Regions from separate parts of the Homo sapiens genome. Here region 1 is linked to region 2. The links are chromatin contacts, found by Hi-C or POLR2A ChIA-PET in ENCODE. All regions are on one chromosome and are shown on one strand. The core of a region is the stretch at or near the end of the contact, and the rest is flanking DNA. Distances in the headings are between cores, read along the strand shown. Region 1 has its middle 3.5 kb from the start of NUP210L. Region 2 holds the start of UBE2Q1 (ubiquitin conjugating enzyme E2 Q1).

The links. A loop is a pair of places that touch in the nucleus more often than their neighbours do. ChIA-PET counts read pairs that join two places held with the same protein, here RNA polymerase II (POLR2A). Pooled maps may share reads with other maps.
Region 1: a loop to region 2 is called in a pooled map, with 6 times the contacts of the local background. The contact joins the enhancer-like site here to the promoter of UBE2Q1 in region 2. A Hi-C loop is called at or near these places in 4 of 50 pooled maps. POLR2A ChIA-PET finds 5 or more read pairs at or near these places in 2 of 52 experiments (WTC11 and activated T-cell).

What each region holds. Positions count from the first base shown.
Region 1 is chr1:154,156,154-154,160,964 of GRCh38, forward strand. It overlaps a transcript of TPM3 not described here. Among named protein-coding and RNA genes, the nearest start is that of NUP210L, 3.5 kb to the left of the region's middle. RefSeq lists a silencer at 1-38. Within about 2 kb of position 2,363, at least 3 of the 41 ENCODE cell types and tissues checked have a DNase peak (open chromatin) inside an H3K27ac peak, as active enhancers do.
Region 2 is chr1:154,556,846-154,561,632 of GRCh38, forward strand. It overlaps UBE2Q1 (ubiquitin conjugating enzyme E2 Q1), which reads right to left and starts at 1,817. Exons shown (of 13, transcript NM_017582.7): 1 at 1,382-1,817. The coding sequence starts at 1,708. RefSeq lists silencers at 1,412-1,511, 1,832-1,911, 2,002-2,091, 2,212-2,301 and enhancers at 1,671-2,252, 2,253-2,833.

The sequences.
Region 1 (4,811 bases), core at 1,113-3,612, 400 kb before region 2:
CCAGGAGGCGGAGGTTGCAGTGAGCCGAGATCGAGCCATTACGCTCCAGCCCAGGCAACAAGAATGAAACTTCATCTCAAAAATAATAATAATAAAGAATAAATCCTGTTGCTACCACCCACAAAGATGCTATTTTTAACCCAAACCTCATAGCTTCTGTGGAGAAAGCACATTTAGTTTTAATAAATAAAAGTCAAATAGGTCTGAGGGTTGGAGGGACTGGTTCTTTATTTCAAAAAGACACTTGTCAATATTCAGTATCAAAACAGTTGCACTATTGATTTCTCTTTCTCCCAATCGGCCCCAAAGAGACCACATAAAAGGAGAGTACATTTTAAGCCAATAAGCTGCAGGATGTACACCTAACAGACCTCCTAGAAACCTTACCAGAAAATGGGGACTGGGTAGGGAAGGAAACTTAAAAGATCAACAAACTGCCAGCCCACGGACTGCAGAGGCTGTCACAGCCAGATGGGGTGGCCAGGGTGCCACAAACCCAAAGCAAAGTTTCAAAATAATATAAAATTTAAAAAGTTTTGTACATAAGCTATTCAAGATTTCTCCAGCACTGACTGATACAAAGCACAATTGAGATGGCACTTCTAGAGACAGCAGCTTCAAACCCAGAAAAGGGTAATGAGATGAGTTTCACATGGCTAAATCAGTGGCAAAAACACAGTCTTCTTTCTTTCTTTCTTTCAAGGAGGCAGGAAAGCAATTAAGTGGTCACCTCAACATAAGGGGGACATGATCCATTCTGTAAGCAGTTGTGAGGGGGTAGAGATGGGACAAAATTTTGGTCTCAGAGGTCTTACCATCTTAATTTGGTAACTTCTAATGAAAAAAATAAAAAATAGAAATAACATTATCCAAAGATATCTTAAAGCTGAAAACTTGAACAGCACATTTTTTGTTTTTGTTGTTGTTTGGCTAACTCCTCCTGGAATCACCTTTCTGGTTTAGCTAGTACTTTGTACAGAACAATGAGGTTTCCCACAGCGGAGTCTCCCTGGGCTCTGTTTGGCTCTCGGTAAGGCAGGCCTACACCTTTTCCTCTCCTCTATGGAGAGGGGAATATGCATTAAGGTGAAAAGTCACCTTCCAAAAGTGAGAAAGGGATTCGATTGCTGCTTCAGGACTGTGGAATTATTTGGAATGTTTTACAAATGGTTGCTACAAAACAACAAAAAAGGTAATTACAAAATGTGTACATCACAACATGCTTTTTAAAGACATTATGCATTGTGCTCACATTCCCTTAAATGTTGTTTCCAAAGGTGCTCAGCCTCTAGCCCAGCTGGATTCTCCGGGAAGAGGCAGAGACAGTTTGGCGAAAAAGACACAGGGAAGGAGGGGGTGGTGAAAGGAGAAAGCAGCCTTCCAGTTAAAGATCAGCCCTCAGTTAAAGGTCAGCTTCCCGCAGGCTGGCCTCAGGCGGAGTCTGGGTCAGAGGGAGGAGCAGCAGCAGGGTGGGACTGGGGCGTTCTACATCTCATTCAGGTCAAGCAGGGTCTGGTCCAGCATCCTTTGTGTACAGAGGTGCTCCTCTTTGGTGCATTTCAGTTTATCTAATGGGGGTAAAGGAGAGAAGTTACAAGAACTAGAAGTAAATTTCAAGGTCTACCCGCTCTTTGAGACTTGCTCCTGTTGCAGAGAAGCTGCAGACTGATAAAGCAGCTGCCTTCTCAGCCACAGAAGTGAGCTATTACATCACCCAGTTTTGTAGGGCCTTTGGCTTGCCTACTGAAGTTGTAGGTGTTGCTGCACTTCCTGGGTGAGGGAGTTAGGGCCCTTATCAGCCATTTCCTCTCCCTCCCACACCCAACCAACACTTTCAGCTTTCAGTCAATGAAAGAGCAAGCCTTAACCATCAGCCATCCACTTTTCTAGGTTTTGCCCACATAACAATACCCTCTTGAAATGGCTCACCGGAGTTTGAACATTGCAAACAATAGAAACATCAGAATCTCAGATTATAAAGAGCACAGGAAGATCCTCATGCACTACATGTTTTTTCGAAAAAGTAGAGGCCAAAGTAATAACTGATGGGATAAATAAAAGGGCGCTCACAGTTAAGTCAAATAATCTCTAAAGAAAACAAAGCCAAGAATACTACTGAAACAAGTAGTTGTAAGCAAACCTTGAGATTGCTGCAGAGCTATTGAACAGAACTAGCTTGTGACAGTTACTTGAAATTAACATAAAACCAGAAAAAGGACGCAAAAGTCAGAAAGAAAATCAGCAGCTGAACATTAAGGAGAATCTAATCTGTCTAGCAAGCAAACCACTCTGACTGCTCTAAAGAGGTGAGGAAAATACTCAAATCTTCAACTCAGAGAAGGTGATGGCAACACAGACCCATATTCATATCCCACAACTTTTCTTTCACTTCCCTTTTTTCCACCCAGTCAGAAGGACCCATTCCTGGGCCTGCCGATGAAGCAGTTACAACAACTTGTCAAGTCAGTCCTTTTATTGTTAAAAACATCCATGCAAGGGAACATATCCTACAGTCAGTGCCCAAGTGAAAGAGCAGCAAATAAGGGTGGAAAACAAAATTCTCGCAAGTTTTCTCACTATAATCTCTCAGGCCCCTCCCTTCTTCACCCATAATCTCTTCTAAAGGGACAGAAACTTCACAATGGTCAACTTCACAATGCTGTTAGGAAATCAACATTCTAACTGCCCCAATTAAAATGCAATTTGCTCAGGGCAAAATAATAACTTTTAAAAAGACAATCAGCTTTTTGTTGGGGTCCAGGTCAGTGGTGTGAGCAGTAAGCTCAGTTTAATGGGCATCATTGAGCCCTGCCCATCAGTCACACAGATCATGCAGCGTTAGCTTCAGCTCATTAGAAAGCAGGCGGTTTCGCTCAAGTTGGCTGTAGAGACGCTCTGCAGCAGCAACGGAGAGGAGGGGAACACAAGAGAAGGAGAGGAAAAAGAGGAGGAGAAAGAGAAAAAGGGAAAGTTAGTAGAGTACCAGAAGTAAATTATGAGTCTTTCAACTAGCTGGTATATATAACATGCATCTGTAAGGCAGGGTGGATGCAAGGAGGATTCAGATAGAGGGCAATAAGAGTCAGTCAGTTGGTGGAAAGACCAACAGAGGAAATTCAGACTGACAAGTTGGTAGGACAACATTTTGAGGGAGAAAAAATGCTTCCTTCACAATATTTATTCCCTGGGTTGAGAAACTGAAACAAGGGAAATGGCAAAGGAAGGAATACAGTTGGCTTCGAAGAAATGTGTTCACAATAATCAGGGTTTGAAAGGAATGGAAGTGAACAGCTGAACATTTTTCTGTGAAAGCATTCAAGACAGCATTATAAACAGTATACTGGGAGAAATATCCCCACACTCATTCACTCCTATACTTTCTAATGCTTTGTGTTACAGATATTGTGTGATAGACCCATTTCAGTGGCCTAGCCAATAAATATTCAATTTCTTCTTCTTCTTTAAAAGAACCCCAAACCTGTTAAGAGTCAACAAATAGTGTGCCTAGTCCCAGGGAAGGCAAATTACTGGTATAAGCTACTCAAGACTATCCTGTTGTTTTTCAGCCTCCCTTGCAGCTAGGGGTGATCATATGATCCAGTTTTAACCAATGAGATGTAGAAAGATAGTCTGCTGGGGGCTTCTGGGAAAACTTTAGCTTTCCCTCTTGCCTTCAACATGGATGTGATGACCAGAGTTGCATATTTCAATCTTAAGAGAAAAGACCAAGAGAATCATGGAAAGCCCAGCTACAACAGGCCACAGTTGCTCATGGCTAGATGTATGTGATTAAAAAACAAATCCCATATTTATTTAAGCTACTAAGTAAGTTATTTCCTTTTTTTTTTTTTTTTTTTTTACAAATCAGGCTAAAGGACAATTTAGCAAGCATTCCTGATACAAGCAGCTAAGTGCTCAAATCTAATAGGTTTATCTGGATTTTCCATTTGAAGCACACTTTAAAGAGATAGTGGGATATGGAAGATTCAAATACATCTGACTAGCACAGGGATAATACAACTTTGGGGACAGGAAAACCAAACTCTTCCTGGTATACTCCTAGTATCAACCTCTGAAATTCACAAATAAGTTTCTCCCTATATTTTACAGCCCGTTTCAAAATGGTCTCAGGATCTCAATATGAAAAAGATACTTTTCTGTCCTAAAATCATCTGCATATGTGAGCATTGCTCAGGTACCCTGCCTTGTGGGCTGAGGCTCTCCCCAGATTGACTGGGAAGCTAGAGACCAGTATGGTCCCAGTAATACTTGCCACTTTATGTACACTATCAAAACAGAAAGCATATATGTGTAAAAAGCCTGGGAGGGAATGACTAAAAATAATAGCTGTATTAAACAGTAGAATCAGGGTGAACCTTTAACTTGCACTCCCCATTAAACCAATGGTTCTCAATAGGGGTGGTATTGTGCACTCTTCTCTCCAAGGGGAGATTTTGAGTATGTATGGGAGGTTTTGATATCACAGTGACTAGAAGGCCCATACAGGTATCTGTTGGGCAGGGGACAGCAATACACAGGATTGTTCTGTACATCAACAGAACTGTCCTACTCTAAATGACAAACGTTCACCATTGACAAACACTATACAGGCTGAGAACCCAAATCTGAAAGTCCAAAATCCAAAATGCTCCAAAATCTGAAACTTTTTGAATGCCAACATGATGCTCAAAGAAAATGCTCATTGGAGGATTTTGGATTTTACATACACATACAGATGTGTGTGTTTGTGTGTGTGTGTATTAGAGACAAGGTCTTACTGTGTTGTCCAGGCTACAGTGTGGTGACTATTC
Region 2 (4,787 bases), core at 567-3,066:
GGAATTAGAAGCTTAATTCAGGAACAAAATTAACTCGAGGTTCCCACACAAGCCAGGGAAACCTTATCCACCTCTACTGGGTATCTTAGCATTGCCATGACTCTAATCCTCAATGCTGGAGGAAAAATAATTATCAAAGATGCCCAAGTCTTCACTTAACTAAGCCACTCCTAGTCCTTCAATTTTAACTTTCTAGCAGGAAAAAAGAAAGGAAATGAAAAGAGAAATGGGACATATGAGTTTTGGTGGGGCACCAATCAATCCAAACTGAGGCTTTACCTCACCAAATCTTAACTTGGTTTGATTGAGAAAACGGACAGAAAACACCAGTAAGTTGAATTCAGGCCCCCAAGTAGCAGAGAATTCACAACTCTGCCTTTCCCCAGGCTACTCCGATTAGGTCTGCCTGCCTGGATAAAGTACTGTCTGCTAGCATTTCAGCTACTGCTCCGGTAGAGAGAATACCATCACAGCAGGTAACATCAACCAATATAAGTGCTATAGCATGCAGTACCAGACATTCCCAAATTAGCAGAAGCCAATTCTCTGTTCAAGGGATGTCTGAGGGTAGACCAGGCAGGAGACATGTAAGGTGTATGCCTAGGATGGAATGACGCTCACAGGGGAGAAATGCAACTGTTACTGCTTAGAATAAATGGGGGTAGCCCTCGCACATCACATCACTATCATTACCAGGAAAAGCAACAACCCAGGGCAAATGGACATATCCATAGGGAACAGGCAGGGGAGTGGCAGAACTGCTACCAGCTGAGGCAAAAAGAGGAGAGTTAGAGGTTACACCAGAAAAAGAATCCAAAGGAGAGAAGGAAGAGGAGTCAATGAATTGCAAACTATCACTTGGTGAAGTTGAGAGAGCAAGAGGGTCTGCATGAGGGATGCCTAGGCGGGGATCCCACAGGTGGCAACCTCCTAAGTCAGAGGTACTACTGAGAAGGGGGCATCGCTGAAATGTGCAGTGAGTTTCAGGCCAGGTCTTTGCAGTTAGGGTCAGTGCCGAGGCCTAAAACCTTGAAATAAGAGTAAGGGGAAGAAAGACGCATTCCTAGGTGGCAAGGTAAAGTTGTGGAGGAGTAGCCAAAAAGAGCCAAAATCATGAACCTTGGGATGTGGGTGGGTTCGTGGAAACGGGTAGTCTAGGCGCCATATGTCGGGGTGTCCCTTGCTATTGGGGTCAATGGTAGAGATTCTGGGTGCACTGCATAACCTCAAGCAGCAGAAACAAATGTAACCTGGAGAGAAAGAACTGAGCCCTGAGAGGGGCTTCGGCCTCCCAGGTCCTTCGAGAGCAAAAAGCTGGATGGAGTGATCCTGGGTCCCTGACAAGGGGCCCCCACAGAGGCGCACGCGAGGGGGTCCTCACCGTGATGTTGCAGTGGATGCGGACAGGATCCCCAGGCACCGACCCCCGTGGGGGGAGATGCGGTCCGGGCGCGGCCCCCGCCCCGGCCCCTCCGGCCCCAGCCAGCAGGAACTCGCAGCTCAGCTCGTCCAGGCAGGCGCTGGCAATGCGGAAGCGCTCGTGGCCGCGGTGGAAGATGGACTCGAGCAGCTTCAGCTCTCGCCTCAGGCAGGGCCCCGGCCCCGGGCCCCCCCCTGGGCCGCCCCCGGCCCCCGGCGCCGCCCCCTGGCCCCCCAGCTGCTGCCCCGGCCCCGGCTGCTGCTGCCCCTGCGGCTGCGGCTGCTGCATCCTCCGCTCCGCTCCGCTCCGGGGCCGGCGGGCCGGGAGCCTCCGGCCTGCGCTCCGGGCTCCGCCGCCGCCGCCGCCGCCGCCGCCGCCGCCGCGGTCCGCACTTCCTGATCCCCCCTTCGCCAAGATGGCGCCGCCGCCACCTCCGGGACAGGCCCCCCCCTCCGCTCGCTGGCCCCCCCAGCCGCCGGAAGCCGCGCGCCCCTCCTCCTCCTCCTCCTCCTAGGCGGCCCCGCCTCCGTCCCCCTCACGTGACTTCCCTGCTCTGGCCTCCTCCACGTGATCTCTCCGTCTTTCCCGCCCCCCTGTTCTCGCCTGCCACCCTCCACATGTGACCCGGGGCCTGGGGCTTGCCTCTGTGGGCGCCTCAGTGCGAGTTTGCGTATGTCGTGCGTGCTTGCGCGCGACGCCCCTTCGCCTGCGCTCCCCTCTCACGTGACTCGGTGCCGCGTGCTCCCAGGGGCTACCCGCGCAGGACGCTGTTTCCTGCCCCGGGCGCCGCTTCCCCCGCCCCCGAGCCGTGGCGAGCGTGCCCGGCACTCCATGGACAGAGAAGAAAGAAGTGCTGTCTTCCCCGTGCAGTCTTTATCCTGCTCCCACATGCTGGTCTTCGGCGCAGGATCCTGGAGCCTCTGCTCCCCGTGGGGGTGGGCATGCTGTGTCTTCACACTCGGGTGGGTGGTCGGGGTAGGAGCCGGGAACCGGAATGGAAGAGGCGTGGATTCTCGTCCCAGCCCTGGCTCTCATGGCGTTTTGTGACCTTGGGTTAACCACTTTCCCGCCGAGTCTCAGTTTCCTCATCTGTACAATGGCTCTCATGAGAATGATGCCTGTTTTTCCTATTCCCAGGGAGGGATTCGATGCGAGGACACCATAAAATGAGGAATGATAATAGATCACTGCTGTGTTATGTACAAGTGTTAGTTAATATCAGGCCTTTCGCGCTTTTCAGACCCCATGGGTCTGGACGAGGTTGGGGGAAGGACAGCATGGGCTTCCTCCACAGAGTCATGGAAGGAGTGCTGACTCGGGTGGTCCCCATTCCCTTTCCTAGGCCTAAATGGCTAACACCTTGTCGCAGTGGTCTTGGCAGCTGCCAGGAGTAGGTAGTGCCTCCGGACCCTCGCTAGGTGGCACTATCACAAAGGACAAAGCTGGTTGAAGCTACAGAAATCCCGAGCTGGCGTTCGTTTTGCCAAGGGCAAGTGTTATTAGCCTGTGGTAAGGCCTAGTCAATTCTGCTGGGCCAACTCAGCCCTTAAACCACTGGTCAGATTGCCCCGTTTCTCTCCCACTTGTACTAAAATGAGCTAGCCTTTGCTGGAAGACTATTCAATTGCCTCTGCAGAGGCCTCCTTTGGTCAAGTTGGGGTATGGGTATTTAAAGACGATTATAGTCTGTTCCTGGTCTTCGTGGGGCCATTTATCTGGTTTAGGTAGCCTGAACAGTTTGCTACATGTTGACTTTGTGTCTGTGTGTGCAAGCTGATAGCATAAAAGGCTGTGGTGGGAATTCCTGTTAATTATTTCCTGAGCGAAGGTGTTTTGCAAATATATATATATATATATATATATATATATTTATTTATTTATTTATTTATTTATTTATTTTAAGACAGGGTCTTGCTCTCTCGCCCTGGAGTGCAGGGGCACAATCTCAGCTCACTGCAGCCTCGGGAGACCTCAAGCTATCCTCCCACCTCAGCCTCCCAAGTAGCTGGGATTACAGGCGCATGCTACCACAGCTGGGTAATTTTCGTATTTTTTTTGTAGAAAGGGGTCTTGGTATGTTGCCCAGACTGGTCTCAAACTCCTGGGCTCAAGTGATCTGCCCATCTCGGCCTCCCAAGGTGCTGGGATTGCAGGTGTGAGCCACTGTGCCCAGGTGCAAATATTTGTAAATCTCCCAACAACATTGCAAGGTAAGTATTTTTACCCCTGTTTACAACTGGGGAAAAGGAGTGACTCTGTAAGGATATACAGTCTGTAAACAGAGTTCCTAGGCCTGTCTCCAAAGTCCATGCCCTTGTACCCTACTCTGCCTTTTTTAGTGTGTTGAACCCCAGCTCTGCCAACTACTAATGATGTGACTGTGGGGAAATTACTTAGCTTGTTTGTGCCTTAGTTTTCACACCTGTAAAATGGAGATCATAATAGTACTTACTTGTTAGGAGGATTATGTAAGAACACACGTAAAGTGCATAAAATAGTGCCCATGGTAAGAACTCAAACATTTTTTTAAAAATTGGGGCTCAGCAAGGCTTGTGTCTAGTGAAAGGAGAGAAGGGTAGGAGATGAGTCCAGTGAAGAAAGCAGGGGCTAGATTATGGAGACCACAGTACATTGTTTGGGTTTTATTTAAAGCACAGTGGGAAACTCCTGGAGGATTTTAAGCAGGGAGTGGCATGAGCTGATTTAAAAATTTAAAAGATCGGCCGGGCGCGGTGACTCACGCTTGTAATCCCAGCACTTTGGGAGGCCGAGGCGGGCGGATCACAAGGTCAGCAGATTGAGACCATTCTCACTAACGGTGAAACCCCGTCTCTACTAAACAAAATATAAAAAATTAGCCGGGCGTCGTGGCAGGCGCCTGGAGTCCCAGCTACTCGGGAGGCTGAGGCAGGAGAATGGCGTGAACCCGGGAGGCGGAGCTTGCAGTGAGCTGAGATCGCACCACTGCACTCCAGCCTGGGCGACAGAGCGAGACTCCGTCTCAAAAACAAAAACAAATTTAAAAGATCACTCTGGCTGTTCTGTGGAAAATGGATTGTAGGGATTTTTTTTTCCTCCAAAAAATCATTCATTACGGGTGCCCATATTTGGAGTAGAGTGAGCAACCTTCTCCTTTGACTTGCTCCCTGAGCATAGAATTCTGTCATTGACTCAACAAATAATGTCCTGAGCACTTAGTCTTTGCAGGAATTGTAGAGGGCACTGGGGATGCAGAGATAAAGAAGATAATGGTCCCTGTGAGAACGTGATTTGTGGTACAGAGGAGAGGCTTCTTACCGGACAGTTCCTACTTATTAGTTTTGTTGTATTCTTGCTCCAGCCCTTAGGAGCACACAGTGATGGATGA